2 separate regions of the Mus musculus genome follow, and region 1 is linked to region 2. The links are chromatin contacts, found by POLR2A ChIA-PET in ENCODE. All regions are on one chromosome and are shown on one strand. The core of a region is the stretch at or near the end of the contact, and the rest is flanking DNA. Distances in the headings are between cores, read along the strand shown. Region 1 holds the start of Mafg (v-maf musculoaponeurotic fibrosarcoma oncogene family, protein G (avian)). Region 2 holds the start of Fasn (fatty acid synthase).

Region 1 (6,938 bases), core at 1,182-3,681, 190 kb after region 2:
GGGACGGGGGTGAGGGGGGCTGAGGGCTTGCCAATCACGATGCATGCCTGAAGTCCCAGTTAACTTTTTCCCCCCCCTTCTCTTTGTTTTCTTGAGATAGGGTTTCTCTGTGTAGCCCTTGCTGTTCTGGAACTGTATTTGTTTGTTTGTTTGGTTGGTTTTTCGAGACAGGGTTTCTCTGTATAGCCCTGGCTGTCCTGGAACTTACTCTGTAGACCAGGCTGGCCTTGAACTTCCAAGTGCTGGGATTAAAGGTGTGCGCCATCACCACCTGGCTAGAACTGTTTTTGTTTTTTTGTTTATTTTAAGATCTATTTACTATTATAAGTACACTGTAGCTGTCTTCAGACACACCAGAAGAGGGCATCAGATCTCATTACAGATGGTTGTGAGCCACCATGTGGTTGCTGGGATTTGAACTCAGGACCTTCGGAAGAGCAGTCAGTGCTCTTAACCACTGAGCCAGCCCCTAGAACTGGTTTTTATAGACCATGTTGGCCTTGAACTCAGAGACCTACCTGCCTCTGCCTCCTGAGGACTGGGGTTAAAGGCCTGTGCTAACATGTCCAGCAACTCCCAGCTACTCTTGGCTGCAAGGCTTTGCAGCTAATCTGAGCAACAGAAAAAAAGGAAAGAGAGAAAGAAAGAGAGAAAGAAAGAAAGAAAGAAAGAAAGAAAGAAAGAACAAAGCGGATGTGGGAGCTCATGGCTGTGGTCCCAGCATTTGGGAGGCTGAAGCAGGAGGGTTGCTGCTGACCAACAGAGCCTATAGACTAAGACCCTATCTCATAACTAGAACAAGAACAAAGGGAGGGAGGATGAAGATAAGTAACAGAAACCCAGAGGTCTTGTCTCAGGGGTTTTATTGCCATGAAGAGACTCCATTCGGCAGCTCTTCTAAAGGAAAACATCTCATTGGGTCTGGCTTACGCTTTCAGAGGTTTAATCCATTATTGTCATGGAGAGTAGCAAGACTGAATCAGGGCCGACTTGCTGCTGGAGGATGGGCTTAGTTAGAGTTCTGCATTCTGAAGGCTGCAAGAAACTGTAAGTCACACACGGGCATAGCTTGAGTATATAAGACCTCAAAGCCTGTCCCCACAGAGACAATCGTCTTCCAACAAGACCACACCTCCTAATAGTGCCATTCCCTATGGGCCAAGCATTTAGACACGGCATTTAGAATTCATGCAGGCCATTTCTATTCAAACCACCACAAGGCATAAGGAGTAATTCTCTGTATTCTGAGACTCTGGCTACAGCCAGTGAAAGATAAAAGCTCCCCCCCCCCCACTCCCCAAAGAAATACAATGTAAAGAATTACTTTTTGAGGCTGGGTGTGGTGGCACATGTTTTTAATCCCAGCACTAGAGAGGCAGAGGCAGTCGGATCTCTGAGAGTTTGGGGCCAGCCTGGTCTAAACCTTGTCTCAAGAAACCAAATTTGACACAAAGGACACACACAGGCCCCCTCCAGCCTGCTTACCCCCTTTTCCTTGTCACCTATGTTACAGAACGAGTCACCTTTTCACGATTCCCAGAGAAGACAGGGTCAAATAGAACGTTCAGAACCTCGAAATGAAAACTTGATCCCTCCTACTTTCCTTCTTTTTTACTTTTTCAACAGCAGCGAGAAGTCTCACAGAAAAAGTAGCAGCAGAATGCACCCAAAGTAGTTTCAAATGCGGCAGAGAAGGGTTGGGCAAAGTGCACAACTCCTACAGTGCACGCACACTACCCGAAGAGATGGTCCACGGCCGCAGGTGAAGCCCCTAGCACCCTCCGGAGATTAGAATCATTAGTGAGCGTCCTCCAAGCCTTCGTGTCATCGTGGATAGTTTGGGGATCTGAGCTGGGGTTGGGGCTGTGCCCCTCAACAGCCGTGTCCTTTTCAGACTGCTGACCCATTTAGAATGAGGACGTCGCAGCAGAACGGGGTAAGGAACTAAATCACTGTGTCACACCTTCAAAACAGCAAATAGGTTCCCGCGTGGTGACGCTCATCTGTGAGTTCCGCTTTCAGGGGGCCGAGGCAGGAGCATCTCAGGGAATTGAAATCCAGTCTGCTCGCTGTACAGTGAAACTATGCATCCAAGTGAAGAAAATCAAACAAACCTCCCATAGACCTCGGTCTGAGTTGGTGTGGAGATCGGGAGGGAGCTAGAGGCATCCGAGTTGGGGCCACTCCGTAGAACCTGTCTCTGCAGGAGCACGGTCAACCCGGCGAGCGCCGGGACGACTCCCGCGAGACATTGCCAGGGCGCGGCGGGCGTTGCCAAGGGCAACGGCGCGGGGCTGCGCAGGCGTGATGGGGGCGCGCTCGCCTTGCTGCCGCCTCGCCTTTCCCTTTAAGCTTAGGCCAGCCGCGTCGCCGCTTCATGAATGGAACCCACGTGACCAAACATCATGTGACGTCTGAGGAGCGGCGGCGGCGGCGGATTCTGAGCCCGGTCCGGCCCGGCCTTCCCAGCGCGCTTGGCCCGGCCCGCGCAGGCGGCCAGTCCTCCTAAGCCCCCGGCCCGGACCCTTCGCGCCCGCCCCAGCCCCGCGCAGCCCCGGAGCGCGCGCGCGCGGCCCCGCCCCAGCCCCGCCTTGGCCCGCCCGGGCCCGCAGTGTGGTGAGTGCGCGGGGCTGGGGCGGGCGGCGGGGCCTGGCCTCGGGGTTGCGGCGCACCCGACGGCAGCGCGTGCCTTGGTTTCCCCGCCAGCCGGCTGTTCGCCTGTGTCCCCCTAGAGCCGGCGGACCGGGCGACCGCGAGGCTGGGGACGGGCGTGCGCGCGGCGGCGGACCCCGGGTGCCCTGCGGGGGGCGCGATTTAAGGGCGAGCTGCGCGCGTCTGCCCGGGTCAGCGGGGTGGCCGCACCGAGCTGCTGACTCATCAGGTGTCCGTCGGCTTCCGCGCGGGCGGGGTCGCGCGCGGGCCCACAGGGGAGGCGGCGGGGAGACCCTGCTGCGCGGCTTGGGCTCGCCACGCGGGTGCGAGCCCAGCGGAGACGTGCTGAGTCATCAGCATGAGGTCACTCGGTGCTCCTGCTGACGCTGGGCCAGGGCGGGGGGCCGGGGCCCGCTATCGGCCGGTCTAGTCGGGAGACAGGGCTCGATCCGGGTGGTGAAGGTCGGGCCGGGATCCGGGGTCGTGTTTAAGTTTGACAGACCTGTGAGTTGGAGGCAAAGGCTCCGAAGGAGGCATTGCAGGGGCGCGCCGCAGGTTTCTCCCGGGGTGGAAGGTAAAGCCCCGGGCGTGCGCATCCTTGCCTGGTTCTTGGGCTCCTGGCCCGGGTCCCACAACTGGGGCAGTTCCCCAAACCCGGAGACCGATCGGTGTACGCTGAGGGGAGGAGCTTAGGTGGGCCGAGCCAGCTCGTCTGGGAAGCAAGCTTTCCTTCTCTGTGACCCTGAATGGCCAGGCTTCGTCGGTCCTAGATGGGGAAGACCGGGAGGCAGGGGGAGAAGGGTCTGTGGCTTGAAAGAAGCTGGGGCAGCTCTAACCAGCTAAGGAGAGCAGAGTGTGGATCTAGGCAGCTGGTGAGAGTTTTTGAGGTGCAACCATGGAGTAGAAGATGTAGTTTTATTTATCCCAATGTTATTCCTTTCAGAAGAGTTTGGGGTCCCACTGTTGCCTGGAGTTACCAAAAAGTGTGTGTGCCCTGTTGGGTGTCTGGAGACTCTTGGGAGGTGACAGTTTTGTGGGGTGTGGCTGAATGGCTGTTTACTGACTTATCTGTCGTGAAGGTTCTTGAACTCCATCCTACTGCTTTCCTTGCCCAGGGATTCATGTCTAGACTGTGCTTACCTTGTGGTTTGTGCTAAGGGATGTCCCCTTAACCCTGAGCCCTGAGGCTGCTCATAGGTGCAGTGTTTTTTTCATTTGGTGTGGAACTTGCCCTATGAAACTTCAAGGTTCCAGAAAATTGTTAAACTCCGGAGGCACTGTGCTTCAGTGAACTTAATGTTTTCCGTTCTCTTCAAACAATGTCAGTACCTGAAGGAGAGAAGACCTACGTAGGGGGTCTCCTGCATTGAGGTTTACAGGCAAGGTTTAGCAAGGAAGGGTCACTATCTTGCTTGAGACTAATGTCCAGATTGTCTAGTGTGAGAGGACAGAGGTGCCCAAACCCCTTCTTTAAGGGTCAGCCTGAATGAGTGGTCCAGAGCCCCTTGGTGTCTTGAGTCTGTCCATAACTGTGAGTACTTGGAGGGCTGAGTTGGAGGCAGCAGGTCCAGATCAGCTTCTCTGAGCTTCTTCCTCAGGCTCTGGAAAGCTCTCTAAACTGTATCCCTCAGCACAGCTGTCCCCCCCAGAACTGTCTGCCTAGTCACTGTGTCCCTAGGTTTGCAGAAGCCAGGCAGGTAGCTGGAAGAATTGGCTTTCCTGAGACCTGCCCTTCCCCCTTAAGCACACATGCGTATAAACATGTACACACACTCGCTCTAACACACACACATTCTCTCTCTCTCTCTCTCTCTCTCTCTCTCTCTCTCTCTCTCTCTCTCTCTCTCTCTCTCTCTCTCTCTCTCTCTCGTGCACCTTTGATCAGGAGGCAGTTGGCTGCACTTGTGCTGAGTTCAGGCCTTTGGTGGAGGTAAAATCTGTTGAGAAGGCACTTTTCAGCTCCCAGCCGCCACACTCTGCACTTTCCTGTGCGATCTCAGGAAGTCACCGTTTTGAGCTCAGCAGTCTGTATAAGGGAAGCTCCTGCCAGGACTGTCCCCTCACCTCGACTTATGCTCCTAGTGTGAGTATAGGGCCAACTTGTAAGAAAGACAGATGCCCTTCAGACCTCTAGATCTGAGTTCTGCCTTTCTCTTTGATCTAGCAGTACTGTTGCCTCTGAAAATGCTCCTAATCTAGTCCTGTAGATTTAGTCCTGGTTTGCTTGCTCAGTGTTTGCATGTAGCCACACCTCCTGTTCAAAGCTAAAAGCAGTAGGGTAAAGCTAATGAGAATGTGTTAGTTCCTTTGATAAGATGAACCAACTCCCCATCCAGCACATTTTTGCCTGAAGTGCTCACAGACCTGCAGCAACCTCACTTCCCTCATTTCCCTGCACCTAACCTGGAAAGGAGAGGATGTGCCTGTGGGACTGGTGGGTGTTGGGCTAAGTGGGGATTCCCAGCCTAGGTACACAAGAATGTCCTTGGCAAGGCTTTAGAAAGCTGAAAATGAGGTTGAGCCCGGAGGGGCGGCTGACTGTAGGAGGGACCTGTTTTGCTTTTGTTCCCTGGCCCTGTGGTCACTGACCCTAGGCAGAGAGCCAAAGACCAGTCAGTGACCTGAAGGGGCTGGCTCTTGCCTGCTTCCAGCTAACAGTGCTCTTCCTCTGCTAATTGTGGGAGCCCTTGTGAAACACCCTGTGTCGGGTGGGGCAAGAGTACAGGATGCTGCAACCAAGCCACAGGATGGTTACCCCATCTGTAAAGGAGATGGACGGGGAGGACTGGAGGGGCCTGGGCTCAGCTCCTCCCAGCCGGATTGCCTGCTACCTGGAAGGTGAGAGGATTCCCAGTCAGCCAGTTAGAACAAACCTTATCCTCTGCCAGACTGAGGCAGGAAGCAACCTCCTACCTAAGTCCTAGAGGGAGAAAGGGCTTTCTTTTGTCCTGGGCCAGCTTAGGGAACATATATGGGAAGTAGGACCTTGGAATACAGGGTCCCTGGCTGATCCTTGCTTGCTGTTGGTCCCAGTAGTGGGTCTCCTGGGGAACTGCTGGCTGGCCAAAGGACCGGGAGAACGGCTCAGGAAGGGAGGGAGGCGATCCGCTGAGTCAGCATGACTCGCCAGGAACAGGGCGCTCTGGGGCAGCACTGGGGTTATTTTTAAAGCTCAGCTTCCTTCTAGGCTTGCCCCTCCTGCAGCCCAGACCTTCTAATCTCTCTCTGCTCCCTTTGTCTTCTGCCTTCACATTGCTCCTGCTTCTTCCCTGGGAAAAAAATCTCCCGACCTCCCACCTGGCTCTCTAGGGACAGGGCCTTCTGAAGCAGCCAAGCTCAGGTCAGGTGAGGGGCAAGGTTCTGTGGGCTGAGCACCAGGCAGCAAGCTTCCTGTTGGGGTGTAAAAGAGTCTCAGGGTCCTGACCTATGCTCTGTGTCTTGCAGAGTGCCTGCTCACTGTGTCCCCCGGGTTATGACGACCCCCAATAAAGGAAACAAGGCCTTAAAGGTGAGTAGAGAGGCTGGGCTTGGGGTGCGTCGGGCTGGGCATGCCTACTCTGCCATGACCCTGTGTGCTGTGCCACTCCAGGTGAAGCGGGAGCCAGGCGAGAATGGCACCAGCTTGACCGACGAGGAGCTGGTAACCATGTCGGTGCGAGAGTTGAACCAGCACCTGCGAGGCCTCTCCAAGGAAGAGATCATCCAGCTGAAGCAGCGGAGGCGCACACTGAAGAACCGGGGCTACGCGGCCAGCTGCCGCGTCAAGCGGGTGACACAGAAGGAGGAGCTGGAGAAGCAGAAGGCGGAGCTCCAGCAGGAGGTGGAGAAGCTGGCCTCGGAGAATGCCAGCATGAAGCTGGAGCTCGATGCCCTGCGCTCCAAGTACGAGGCCCTGCAGAACTTTGCCAGGACCGTGGCCCGCAGCCCTGTGGCCCCAGCTCGGGGTCCCCTTGCTGCTGGCCTGGGGCCCCTGGTTCCTGGCAAGGTGGCTGCCACCAGCGTCATCACAATAGTAAAGTCCAAGACGGATGCTCGGTCATAGGGACACGTGCAGTTGCCAGGCAGGTCTTTGAGGGGCCACTAGGTGCGTGGCAGAGTTGGCAGCCCCGTCCCTCTTCCTTTCATTTCCCTTCCTTTCTCCTCTCCCTTCCCTGTTTCCTTCCCTGCAAAGCACAACCTGCACCCAGGGGCACTGGGCTGAGCCCCTTGATCATCTTCGTTGTCACGCCTGTGTTTCGTACGTTGGGATCAGCCAGTTCAACAGTGATGTTGGGTTGCCCTTAACC
Region 2 (7,055 bases), core at 1,898-4,397:
AACGAAATGGTTTTAGAAAAGATATACATTTTTAGTGTCAAAGACTCAAAGGACAGAAAAGCTCAAAAGACAAAGATAGCCATCTACAAAGCTAGAAATGGCTTACTAGCAGGCATTTACCCATTACGTCTGGGTTCTAGCAGCAGCCGCAGCCACAGCAGCAGTAAAATGACCACTTAGACCATGGTTCAAGTGGACACTGGCAGGGCTGCTCTAGGCTTTAACCTGTACCCGTGTGGAGTACAGCTTGCCAGACAGTCCTTGGCCTGTCTCTGTTAGGGATGTAAGTGGTCAGAAGCGTTCATGAACACTCCCTGTTATACTCAAGCCCCAGGGACAGGACGAGGAAGGACTGAACTCTCAATGGGGTAGCCTGGCTTGAATGGGAGGGGGGGCCACCTGCTACCGCCGCCACCCCCCCCCCCCCAGCCCTTAGGAAACAGTCACAGCATCTCAGGGTGTTTTGGTTTTTGCTTTCTTTTGTTTCCATAGCCCAGATTTCTGTGTGCTAGGGGAGAGGCAGGCCTAGGATCAGTTGAAAATATGTGAAGCCCATGCCCACACACACCTCTTGCACCCTAGTCAGGACCCAACACAGTTGCTGCCACTGGCTAGTGCTAGGTCACTATGGAGGGCCTGCTGGCCTGTATAGGCTCTCACAAAGAAAAACAGAATATGAGTCCCTACAGGTTGTTATGACATGACCAACTCTGAGCACATACCCTTCCCATGTTCCTAACCTACATCTTTTTCTACTTCTTGCCTGTAGAGTGTCCAGCACCTTCAAGACCCAGCTGTTTCCAAAAGGTCAACCGGAGCCCTGTCCCCATACAAAAGGCCTTTGCTGTCAAAGGGCTAAAGATGGAAGCTCAGCCAAAAGCCACACCCCCCAGACCCAGCAAGTCTCACCCAGCTAAACCTACAAACTGCCAGCAGCAGCGGCCCTCTAGGATCCGCAACTACAACCTCAAGGACTAAGTCTCAGCCTCCTGCAGGAGACTGCACAGGGGCTCCACCTTGTACGTGGGGCCTGTGGTTATACAAGTTGGGAGTGAGAATACACATGGTATACAGGTGGGTTGTGAGCACAGGACAGCATCCCAAATGATGGCCTTTCTGATGCTAAAGAGCAATTAAAGCCTCCTCCATCTGTTTGGCCTGTGAAGTTGTCTGTCTTGTCCTACTTGGGGAATGCAGGCTGGATCCTGGGCTGGCCTCTGCCCCCTGCCTGTCACCACCCACAGCCACTGTGCACTCGCCCTGTCGGTGACACTGTCCTCCAGAGCCTGGTGGGCAGAATAGAGTGGCCACCTGCAAAGTATGTCCCCAAGGAACACTGTATGAGAGGTCCTCCCGGGAGCATGGGCCTGGCCACCCAGAGGCCCAGTCTCGGAACCAGACCCATCTGCCTACTGAAAACCTCATGAGACCTGCCTGACCACTTCCTGTCCATAGCATGACTTAAAGAGGCCCATGGCCTTAGCCTTGCTGGGTATCAGACACACAGGGCTGCAGGGTCCAGGCAGCTCCCAGGTCCAGGTTGTTGTGTGTCCTTGACTAATCATGTGACTCTTGCAGCTTCATTTTTGCATCTCTGTGTGTAAAATCCTGACAGTGATTCCAGGCTGGCTGGCTCACATGGTGGGCCATCACAACATTACAGGGAAGCCCACACTCAGTAATGTGGTCTTGGATGCCAGTTGAATAACTCAGGCCTAGGTAGCAGACATCTGCAGATCACTCCTGCTGTGGGTCTGTAGTAGGTAGCTCTCAAGGTGCATATGCAAAGAGAGAGCCATAGGATGCTTTTACAAGAGCCCACCTAGGTACACTGTGCTGTTTTCACGACTGGCAGGGGCCATGGCAGGCCATCCTGACGTGGCTCTCTCATATCCACATCTGGCAATCCACTTTGTTTGTCACGTGTTTCTGAGATGTAGCCATGCAACTTCCTTTGGTGAAAAGATGATCAGAGAAGTTTGCTCTGCCCTCAGCATCCTGCTCTGTGCACGGCCCAGACTCTGCATCCCTGGGTTACATCTCCTCCAGCTGAGACCCTGACAGCTGCAGAGGGCAGAGCTCTGCTGACCACTTAGGGTTGGCCAGCAGCCTGGCCAGTGAGAAGGCAAACATGACCTATCTCAAGGCACCAGGAGCTGGGGTGGGACTGCTCTGGCTAGTATGTGTACAGGCCTTTTGTAAAACTTTCCTAGGCTGGCCCTGAAACCCAAAGACACCCACAAAGGCATAGGGGCAAAATGGGAGAGCTTGGGGGCAAGCCAGCTTATGGGCAGAATACACCTGCCAGTCCTATAGGCTGCCCTTCAGGGTCCCTGCTTAGCCTCCTTCCACAGAAAGCCTGGGTGGATAGCCAAGTTGGAGAAGCTAGAAGCCAGGGTTGACAAGCAAGGCTCTGAGGCTCTGGCTTTTGCTATAGACTTGCAGTCAAGGACCACTGACACTAGCCCCCTTCCCCCTCCCCCCCACTCCCGGGCCATTACCCCATAAGGAGGTCAGTCTTAGTGGCCTGGGCCTGTAGTGGAAGGACAGGAGGGAAGGGAACAACCTCTCTAGGCACTCAAGGGACCCAACCCTGAGAAGTCTGTGTCTTTTTGGACGGTGAGTTTTGTCATCCCCCGCCCCCAAATTCGATAACCCTTTGAAAAGAGGAATTTAAAGGGAGGGAGGGAGAGGGTCCCGGAAACTCAGGGAGGCGCGCAGCAGCTCCTTTGTTCCCACCAGGCGGGGGAGGGGTGGTATCCCGCTCGCCAGATGGCCGCGCCTGGACACTGAGCGGACTCCGGAGGCCGCCACACGCGCCCGTCAGTGTTCCCTATCCTGCCTACTGCTCCCGTCCCTGCCCGCATCCTGGTCTCCAAGGTGGCCACAGAGGGTGGGAGTCCGAGAAAGCTGGGCCACGATGACCGGTAGTAACCCCGCCTGAGGCGCCCTCCGCCAGGGTCAACGACCGCGCTTGCGCGGGGGCCCGCGAAGTGCTTTGCCGCTGTTGCCGGCCCATCACCCTATTGCCTAGCAACGCCCACCCGCGCGCCGCCATTGGGCCACCGAGAACGGCCTCGGTGTCCAATTGGTTTCGATGTGGAGCAGGCCACGCCCCTCGGTTCCGCGCGCGCTACGATCGCGGCGTGGAATCGCAGCGACACGGACCTGTCCCCCCGCGTGGCCCTGGTGTCCTCCTCAGTGCAGAGTTTCCAGTGTGACCAAGCACGCCCGACCCACACTGCGCGCGCACAGTGCACACCTGGCACCGGCCGCGAGGGGGTGGGGGTGGGAGGACAGAGATGAGGGCGTCGGGATGAGCCCCGCGTGGCCCGCGCGAGGCCGGGGGCGGGGACGGAAGCAGGCGGGGGCTGCGCGTTCCTTGTGCTCCAGCGCGCGCCCGTGCAGGGTCCCGGCTGGGGGCGGCGCGCGCGGGCATCACCCCACCGGCGGCGGCGCGCCGGGTCCCGGGGCGCAGCCCCGACGCTCATTGGCCTGGGCGGCGCAGCCAAGCTGTCAGCCCATGTGGCGTGGCCGCGCGGGGATGGCCGCGGTTTAAATAGCGCCGGCGCGGCCTAGAGGGAGCCAGAGAGACGGCAGCGGCGTCCCGTCCAGTTCGCCTGCCGCGCTCCTCGCTTGTCGTCTGCCTCCAGAGCCCAGACAGGTACGCCGCTGCGTTCGGGGTTCCGGGGCGGCAGGCCGGTGTCGGGATGCCACGGCTCCAGTGGAAGGATAGGCGGGCGCCCATCCTCGGCACCCCTGCGCTCACAAAAGCGCCGCCGCGCCCCTCCGACAGCCAGCCACCGGGCTGAGCTCCGCGATCAGGCCGAGAGGGGCGCGGGAGGGGTGTGCGGAGAGCCAGCGCGGCGGGCCGCTGTCACGTGGGCGCCGCGCCAACCGGGTGCAGGAGTCTGGGCGCCTCGTGGATGGGGCCGGGGCCTTCACTCGCACTGGGCGGCTTTGGCAGGGCGCAGGAGGCCGCGGTGGTACCCGGGCTTCAGCTTGGAGAAGGCAGATGCGGGTCTGGGTGCGCACGAGGCCCCAGGGGCCTCAGCGGAAGTCATCAGACCATCCAGGCCTCACCGGCTGGGTGGCACGGAAGCCTTCTCGTTGGACTACGGTTGCAAGGCCTGAACTGCCCTGGGCAAGTGCCTTAGGGACAGGAGGATCTAGCAGATCCTTCTGCTGCCTCGGCCAGGTTACAAAGTGTTCGACCAGATGGCGAGAGGCTTCACCTTTCCCCTAACCGCACCAAGCTGAGAGTAGTATTCCAGGTCGGACCTTGCTGAAAGGGTCCATTGGCAGGGGATCGGTTTGCCTCAGCCCTGCTAGGCCTGGGCACTCACTAGTTGTCGGGCCTGTTCCCTCTGGGTCCTAACCAAGCCTGGCGTCCTGGCTGGCACTGAACGGCAGTCAGTCTCCACCCTCTTCGTGAAAGGGAAGCGCGCTGGCTTCCCCGTGGCTTAAGGTGAGAGTGCCCCAGACCCTGTTTCTTGAAGCCCCACTTCTGTTTGCAAGTTCCTGATTTGACTAGCCTGGGATGGAGCATCCAGTAGGCAACTGGAGATCCTATGGTCCCAGGTAGCTCTGGCAAAACATGGTAGGGTCAGGCCAGGTCAAGTGTCTACCCTGGAAGGGCTGACAATCTCAGAAGTAGCTATCAGTGCAAGGAGACCTAAGCACTCAGCTCATCCGTTGTTTACAGCTGAGTTCTGCTAGTTTCCACTGGGGGCTTTCTGAGCCCTTGCTCTCAGAAAGTCTTGAGGTGTGCTACCTGTGGATTTAGGTGGCTGTAGCTGGGAATGACTGTGAGAGACCCACCATGCTATCTTCCCCCACAGAGAAGAGCCATGGAGGAGGTGGTGATAGCCGGTATGTCGGGGAAGTTGCCCGAGTCAGAGAACCTACAGGAGTTCTGGGCCAACCTCATTGGTGGTGTGGACATGGTCACAGATGATGACAGGAGATGGAAGGCTGGTGAGTGTCCCCTCGGGATCATGCAGCAGGATGGTCTGAGAGTTTATGACCAAGGCACTTCTGGAGACAGGGAACTCCCTGTAGAGCTAGCTGTGAGGTTGAGAACCGGTCAGAATGAAAAGGGACAGGTGACTTGGTTGATCCCTCGTGGAGGACACCAAAGGTGGATCATAGAAGGGGGCTGGCCCTTTGGATATCTCATCTGCAGCCTGTGCCCTGAGCTGGCAGATGGTGTCTAAGATGACTCTCACACCCAATGGGCTCTAACAGAGCCACAGAGCAGCTCTACCTGATGGACAGGTGTGAGTCAGCATTGGGCTGGCCTGGCCAGCCTGGGAGCAGGCAGAGGGTCTCCCAGTCGCCAGCCTCACCTCCTACAGGGTTGGCTCTGGGTCACCCACATGTGGCTGTTTTGGGACTCCTCACTAGCAGTGAGTCTGGGTCACTCTCTGGGAGCCTGGCTTCAGAGGCTGTGATGTTCCTCAGGGCTCTATGGATTACCCAAGCGGTCTGGAAAGCTGAAGGATCTCTCCAAGTTCGACGCCTCCTTTTTTGGGGTCCACCCCAAGCAGGCACACACAATGGACCCCCAGCTTCGGCTGCTGTTGGAAGTCAGCTATGAAGCAATTGTGGATGGAGGTGGGTTGTTGGGGAATTCCTACCCTTTTTAGAACATACTGTAATGAGGGCTGGGGACATAGTTCAGTGGTAGCGCAACTTGTCTAGTGTGTGCAAGAACCTGGACTTCATTCCTGGTACTGTTAAAAGGAAAAGGAGATGCAACAATAATATCTTTTTGGCTCTTGAGACATCAAGGGCTCAGAGACAGGCCTGGCATGGGTCTCTCTAGCTATGTCCCCAATCCTGATACAGGGCCGGTGGCTCAGGAGGCGGGGGCCCTGAGCAGGGCACAGTTTCACAACCGCACACTAGAAGTGTCCCAGGCGCGCCCTGTTACCCTAGTTTCCTCACTCCCCAATGTCTGGTTGTTCTTGGGCTGAGGGCGGGGCTTACAGCAGGTAGCTCTGCAGGGGCTCAGCCTCGAGCTTTGGCAACAACCCTGTCCCACTGGCTGTCTCTTATTCTGGATCCTACTGCTTGGGACATGGATGTGCCCCCAGGGATAGAAGGCCCTATAGTGGGCAGCGAGTGTGGGTTGGTATGGTGGGGGTGCGCTTCAGGTTGGGAGATGTTAATTAGCCCTATACTTGATAGACAGCTTGATGCACAACTGCCCTGGGGTATGGTATAAGACCAGCGAGCCCTTGGTGAAAATGAAGGCCCTCACCTCGGACCTGTCTGGCTGCCCAGGCTCTATCAAAGGCTGGGCACAGCTCCCAGGGGGTTACCCACGGTCCTCTGCTTTCCCGGCTTGGACACTTGGCCTTTGTGTTCCTGTATCTCCTTATCACAGCCTGTCCCAGGGCAGGCTGCCCTTGGCACTAGAGAACTCATTGGCCAGCAGCCTCTTGAGACCCACCAGTAACACCAGAGGCCAAGGGAGTTGCCTTCAGACAATGCTGTTCTCTGTCTTTCCTATGGCCTCCTATGGGTTGCTGCCTGACCCAGACCTTAGAGGTTCACTGTGGCCCCTGATGGCATCTCTCTCACCCAAGCCTGTGTGGCTCTTGCTGCCCCCGGCAGGTATCAACCCAGCCTCACTCCGAGGAACGAACACTGGCGTCTGGGTGGGTGTGAGTGGTTCAGAGGCATCCGAGGCCCTTAGCAGAGATCCCGAGACGCTTCTGGGCTACAGCATGGTGGGCTGCCAGCGTGCAATGATGGCCAACCGGCTCTCTTTCTTCTTCGACTTCAAAGGTGGGTGGGCAGCCCAGCCTTGGGCACGGGCCCAGCTGCATGAGTGCATTCACCTAGACAACCCTTTAGGACTTCCTTATTCCTGGGGGAACGCTGAGTGGGGTACTCAAGGCCCCAGCGGGGTGCGGGGGGTGCGGTGTGGGACAGCATCTGCCCTTGTCCACAGGACCAAGCATTGCCCTGGACACAGCCTGCTCCTCCAGCTTGCTGGCACTACAGAATGCCTACCAGGCCATCCGTAGTGGGGAATGCCCCGCGGC

The links. ChIA-PET counts read pairs that join two places held with the same protein, here RNA polymerase II (POLR2A).
Region 1: POLR2A ChIA-PET joins it to region 2 with 15 read pairs in Patski. The contact joins the promoter of Mafg here to the promoter of Fasn in region 2. POLR2A ChIA-PET finds 5 or more read pairs at or near these places in 2 of 5 experiments (Patski and embryonic stem cell).

What each region holds. Positions count from the first base shown.
Region 1 is chr11:120,629,040-120,635,977 of GRCm38, reverse strand. It overlaps Mafg (v-maf musculoaponeurotic fibrosarcoma oncogene family, protein G (avian)), which reads left to right and starts at 2,431. Exons shown (of 3, transcript NM_010756.3): 1 at 2,431-2,616; 2 at 6,097-6,160; 3 at 6,242-6,938. The coding sequence starts at 6,125. The coding sequence ends at 6,694. It overlaps Gm17586 (predicted gene, 17586), which reads right to left and starts at 2,228. Exons shown (of 3, transcript NR_165823.1): 1 at 1,486-2,228.
Region 2 is chr11:120,820,639-120,827,693 of GRCm38, reverse strand. It overlaps Fasn (fatty acid synthase), which reads left to right and starts at 3,147. Exons shown (of 43, transcript NM_007988.3): 1 at 3,147-3,664; 2 at 4,842-4,977; 3 at 5,464-5,616; 4 at 6,622-6,795; 5 at 6,962-7,055. The coding sequence starts at 4,851. It overlaps Ccdc57 (coiled-coil domain containing 57), which reads left to right. Exons shown (of 19, transcript NM_027745.1): 19 at 770-1,152. The coding sequence ends at 978.